Regions from separate parts of the Homo sapiens genome. Here region 2 is linked to region 1. The links are chromatin loops, found by intact Hi-C in ENCODE. Cell type or tissue: endothelial cell of umbilical vein. All regions are shown on one strand. Links, peaks and the distances in the headings refer to the core of each region. The heading gives the core; the rest is flanking DNA.

Evidence for each region. A loop is a pair of places that touch in the nucleus more often than their neighbours do. Peaks named below come from ENCODE experiments on the same cell type or tissue, not always from the same donor. Only the 100,000 strongest peaks of a DNase experiment are listed, where the experiment ranks them.
Region 2: it touches region 1 in a loop (19-fold over the local background); 75 of 110 quality-filtered maps call a loop at or near these places.

The regions. Positions count from the first base shown.
Region 1 is chr10:6,666,629-6,669,410 of GRCh38, reverse strand. No RefSeq gene overlaps it. Among named protein-coding and RNA genes, the nearest start is that of LINC02648, 49 kb to the right of the region's middle. In endothelial cell of umbilical vein, for the core only: a CTCF peak has its summit at 1,557 (motif pointing right); no DNase peak of the experiment used is centred there.
Region 2 is chr10:6,415,747-6,418,791 of GRCh38, reverse strand. It overlaps a transcript of PRKCQ not described here. Among named protein-coding and RNA genes, the nearest start is that of LINC02656, 67 kb to the right of the region's middle. In endothelial cell of umbilical vein, for the core only: a CTCF peak has its summit at 1,708 (motif pointing left); a DNase peak (open chromatin) is centred at 1,721; H3K27me3 peaks cover 371 bases.

The DNA.
Region 1 (2,782 bases), core at 5-2,504:
CCTCATTTATCTCTCCCTTTTATTTGTCTTGTAAATGATTCCATTTCTTCTCTGTCTGAATGACTGAAAAGGCTGAATTTGAAAATTTGATCTGTTAGCAAAATATATCCCAGCTCCCTTGAAACTCTCAGTAAAATGTATCTATTTCCTTAAAAGCAACAATTTCAGTGTGTGATAGAAAGAGATTAAATCAATACAACACAACACAATAAACCTTCTTTGTCTCATGTCTTCTATAAAACCCGCCTCAAAACAATTTTCAATCTTAAGTAATACCATTACCAAGTTATAGGCAGCTCCCTGAGGAAACCTGAAGGAATGCTGAGCCGTAATGGGCTTCGGGGCTATTTCAGAGCATTAGTCTCTGGTTTATAAAATACAGGGGAATCTTTGCTTTTCACATAATGTCTCCAAAAATTCATGCTATTTATTGCACCATTAAATGCTTTAGAAGGACTTTCTATGTAAAGAAAACCTTTGGTGGATCATTTTCTAAAACAAATGAAGACTCCTCAATTTTAACTGCTTTACAAATTCACTTCTTATGTGGATCAGATTTACTTTGGGACGATCTAGAATTTTTATTTAAAGGGGCCTGTGGGTAGATTTGGCCACTGTTTTTTCTTAGATGGTGCATTTCTCCAGGGTGGTTTCAGGGGGTGGCTGTGGATGCTGTTGATTAAGATGCTCAAGGTTCGCCCATTACCAGTCATCCCCCTTGGCACTACCACTAGGATTACCCTTAAATATCTCTTATTTCTTCTACACAAATAGATAAGACTGTAGTAAAGTCCAGATGCCCACCTTTACATGTCCAATTTTTTCTTTTCTCTGGCTTATTGTGAATAATGTGTCACCCAAGCCAATACCAGCACCTTTCTGAAGATTACTATATCTGAAATGTGCAGAGCTGGCTTTGTTACTTAAGGATGCTGAAGCAAACTATATCATAACACAGAAAATAACTATAAGCCGCATGTTCCTCATAGCCATGCCTTGCTCCCTGAAGAAGCAAGTGCTGGGAAGTATGCCAGAAGGAAGAATAAAGGATACTTTGGGCACAGTGTGGTGCAACTGTCCTTTCCTCTTCTCGATTAGGGAAACTTGGTAAGTGATTGGAGTGGCAACACCCCAGCAGAACGAGACGTTTACAGAGAGAATCCACTAGTGTCTATACTATACTATGTAACACGGTATTCACTATACACACGGGCTTCTTAATTTTCAACTCATTAAAATTAAGTAAAACTAAAAATTCAGTTGCTCAGTTACATTAGCCAAAGGTGCCCATGGCTACTACGGTGGGTAACATGATATAAAACATTTCTATCATCACGGAAAGTTCTAAAGTGCTGATCTGGACAACTTCGTTTCACAGGAAGTTTATTGGCTCTGACAAGTTCATAATAAATGGCCCAAAGAATCAAGATTGAGAATCCTCAGATAGCTTTCCCTTTATAACTACAAGGGGTTAAGTCTGACATAGGTAACCAAAGAATCGAAAAAAGCAGGATTTACAAATTGCACAGGGCCAGGAGGGGGAGCTATGATCCTCTGACATTGAGTCTGACTCTTCCCCGCTACTGGAAATTGGATATTGCACAGCTGTGGCTGGATTAAGGCATCAAAATAATACAAGTCTAGTTTTGCTATAACTGTAGAATAGTTATAGCAAAATAAAAAAAACTTTTGTGACACTCTTAATTTTCGACATTTTAGAAGAAAAAAACTGATAGATTTTTTTATAGCAAATAAGCATCAGGTCATTACACAAAGTATATACAAAATAGCACTACATAATTTTCAAGGCAATGTACATATCTAAATACATTTATGGGATTCATTTGGAATGCACTGTCAATACACACAGTGACTTAGAGCTGTGATATGAGTGAACACCGATGACTTTTCCATCTCAGACTCCTGAAATGCAGTGGAAGAGGGGATGTCCAGTTACATGTTGATGAATAAAAATAGCAAAGGAAATATATAAGTAGAAAGCCCATAATAAGACAGAGTCTCCCAGTCATCCACACGACCACAACAGTCCCATTTAGTAAACTGTACTGCAGTTCCCTGAGTGATGGTCTGGTGTCCGTAATGAATAGTGCCTCTGTCCAATGTACCAACGTCTGGCCCTCAGGAAAAAAAAATATATATATATAAAATATATATAAAATATATAAATATATATAATATATATTTATATATTATATATCATATATAACATATATTATATATCATATATAACATATATAAATATTATATTGTATATATCATATATATAATTTATATATAAAATATATATATATATATATAAAATAATGTGCTGGGCTCATCTGACTTTTGTACGTAAGGCCCTGCACATGGAAAGTTGTCCACTTAGATAACAGGAATTATGCAGCATCAAATATGTCATTACCATACATCTAGAAGCATTTAGAGCCTTTCTAAATTTTATAACCACAGGACAGATTTGACATGATGGAGTTAACATTCATGCTTCAGCTATTTGTGAGTCATACGTGAAGGATATTTTATGTGTCCTTTTGTGGAGGCTTGATTTGGAGACAGGAGTCAGTCCCTGGGGTCTTTAGTGACCGTCTTCAACTAGGCTGCATTGCATCCCAATCGTGACACAACCTCACTGCGGCCAGGCAGTAAATTCAATGAGTAGATATTGTCAACCCCATTGCACTGATGAAGAAGCTGAGAAGAGTATGTCTGCAGTGGTGGTTTGGTAATGGACTATCTCAATGATTTCTAGACGCATCTCTTGTAA
Region 2 (3,045 bases), core at 263-2,762, 250 kb after region 1:
GATTGATAAATAGACAGACAGGCTCTCTCCCTGGAAGGTTGACAGTTCCTTGAGCTGGGACTGAAAAAGCACAGGAAATATAACTTTATCAGACACATTTAGAGGGTTTTTGAGCTGAGGTTTCAGTTATGATGGATCAGTCGCCAGGCTTCCCTCTGACTCTATGGTCCTGTAATTAGCCACAGGAGTTTGGGTGGAAAGGAGCACTGAGGGCTCCTGAGCTGAATGCCAGGGGTCGGGTGAGGATAGGGAAAGTCTCTTAAGGAGTGGTGGGCAGGTATTCCTTCCTCTTTTCTGTAGTAACACATGAGAGGGGGAGAAAGCAGGGGAGGAAAGGATGGAAACAAAGAAGGAACCAGACTTTGCTTTGCTTTCCACCTCCTGGGGACGTCAGAGCCGGCCCAGACTGATCTCTGCCATGAAGGAGCACGGATTCTTCCCAGTGTCCTAAGCCCTGCCTATCAGCTCTTTGTCATTCATCAGCATCCACTGGCAAGAGAAGAATGTCAAGAAAGTTTAGTGATCTAAGAATTTTTTTCCAAGCCTCAGAGGTTTTAGAGATGCATCTTTTCCTTTCTTTTTAATACATCCAAAGGTTCTGCGACTTCACAGGTGATATTTTAAAATACAAACAGCAACACGTAATGAATTTTAAATCAAGGATGTTGTTATTTGGAAAAAGTCAGTTAGAACTCTTGCTGTCAAATACGCTTTCAGAAGAAACAAGTTTTGGAGGAGCCTGAGAAGGCTCATAAGACAAGAAGACGGGCATCTGGGAGATGACGGAAGAAGGCGCGCCTCTGGGAGATGGGGGAAGGAGACCCATGTCTGGGAGATAGCGCCTCTGCGAGTTGGTGAAAGAAGGCATGCCTCTGGGAGGTGGTGGAAGTGAAGGGACTTTTGCTGGGAGCAAGCACTGTTGAGAAGCTGGAGATGTAGGAATGACATTAAAAATCTAAAGTTACTTCAGCCACTAGAGAGCCAAGGGACATGGAGTGACAGGAAGGACTCCAACAGAACTCACTGTTTCCCTTCTCCCAGCATGTCCTGGCTGCTCACCTGGCTGGATACTCTCACCTGGCTGTGCACCTGGATTCTCGACTGAATGTTCACGTGGCCACTCTATCGTCCAGCTAAGGCAACATTGGAAGCTCAGGGTCTAAGGCAGCCACCATCGGGGAAGATGCCAGGACAAGCATGGATGGATCAACAGATTCTGAGCATCACGCTGGCATCGTTTTAGATCGCACGCATTCCGAACATCAGAACAGTTACGTCAATTCGAATTTGGGGTTTGACCGAAATTGAACTTGAATGTGGATTATCTAAGTAAAATCTAGAGAAGAAAAGAATTTCTCTGCAGGTGCATGTAATAATCACCACAAGGTTATTGTTTTTTGTTTTTGGTTTGGTTTTTTTCCAGTGCTGCAGGCTTTAAGAAGCTCTGGGTGTCCAACCAAAGACACAAATCTGAAAAACAAGTGGAAAATCTAACTCCAGCAAAGCCTACTCAAATTTCAGTCAGTATTTCAAAATAACAACTGATGACATCCACCCAACAGAAACTAGAAACTACCCACTTTTAACTGCCCCTGTTTTCCTCCTCGACCCTCTCCTCCTCCCACTTAAGGACAAGACACCTATTTCATGTTGCCATGGAAATTGTGCTTTTAAGGTTTTCCTGAGATAACATTGGTTATATGGTGAGGTGGAGACCTCTAGTGTCCCAAACTTGTATTTCCTTTAAGAATACATTACAGGAGTGGTGTCTAGGATGGTGAATTTATCAAGAGGAAAGTTGAGCCTGCTGACCAGGTCTGGCTATAAAATGACCAAATCCCAGAGTGAAATAAGAAGAAGAATCATACCACCTTACTCCTGCAAGAATGATCATAATTTAAAAGTCAAAAAATAATAGATGTTGGCAGGGATGTGGTGAAAAGACAACACTTTTACGCTGCTGGTGGGAATGTAAACTAGTACAACCACTGTGGAAAACAGTGTGGAGATTCCTTGAAGAACCAAAAGTAGAACTACCATTCAATCCAGCAATCCCACTACTGGGTGTGTACCCAAAGGGAAAAAAAGTCCTTCTATGAAAAAGACATTTGCACATGTATGCTTATAACAGCACAATTCACAACTGCAAAGATATGAAACCAACCTAAGTGCCCATCAACCAATGAGTGCATAAAGAAAATGTGGTCTATATACACCATAGCACACTACTCAGCCATAAAAAGGAATGAAATAATGTCTTTTGCAGCAACTTGGATGGAGCTAGAGACAATTATTATAAGTGAAGTAACTCAGGAATGGAAAACCAAACATCATATGTTCTCATTTATAAGTAGGAGCTAAGCTATGAGGATGCAAAGGCATAAGAATGAAATAATGGACTTTAGGGACTCAAGGGGAAGGGTGGAGGGGCTGAGGGACAAAGGTCTGCACAGTAGGTACAGTGCACACTGCTCAGGTAATGGGTGCACCAAAATCTCAGAAATCACCGCTAAAGAACGTATCCATGTAACCAAAAACCACCTGCACCCCCAAAAAAACTATTGAAATAAAAAATTCAATTAAATTTTAAAAAAAGAAGAATCTTTGTATTTTGCACTCATTGTATGTCTGCTCAATCATATCAAGAATCCAAATGGCTATATCCTAATAAATATTTGATTCCTACAGGCTTATTTGCCAAGTATTCTATAAAGTGGTCCATTCCTTTTTCAAAAGAGGAAAACAGGCCAGGCATGGTGGCTCATGCCTGTAATCCCAGCACTTTGAGAGGTCGAGTCGGGCATATCACCTGAGGTCAGGAATTCAAGACCAGCCTGGCCAATATAGTGAAACCCCATCTCTACTAAAAATACAAAAAATTAGCCAAGCATGTTGGAGGACACCTGTAATCCCAGCTACTCAGGAGACTGAGGCAGGAGACTCTCTTGAACCCAGGAGGCGGAGGTTGCAGTGAGCCAAGATCACACCACTACACTCCAGCCTGGGCAACACAGCAAGAGACTCTGTCTCAAAAAAAAAAAAAAA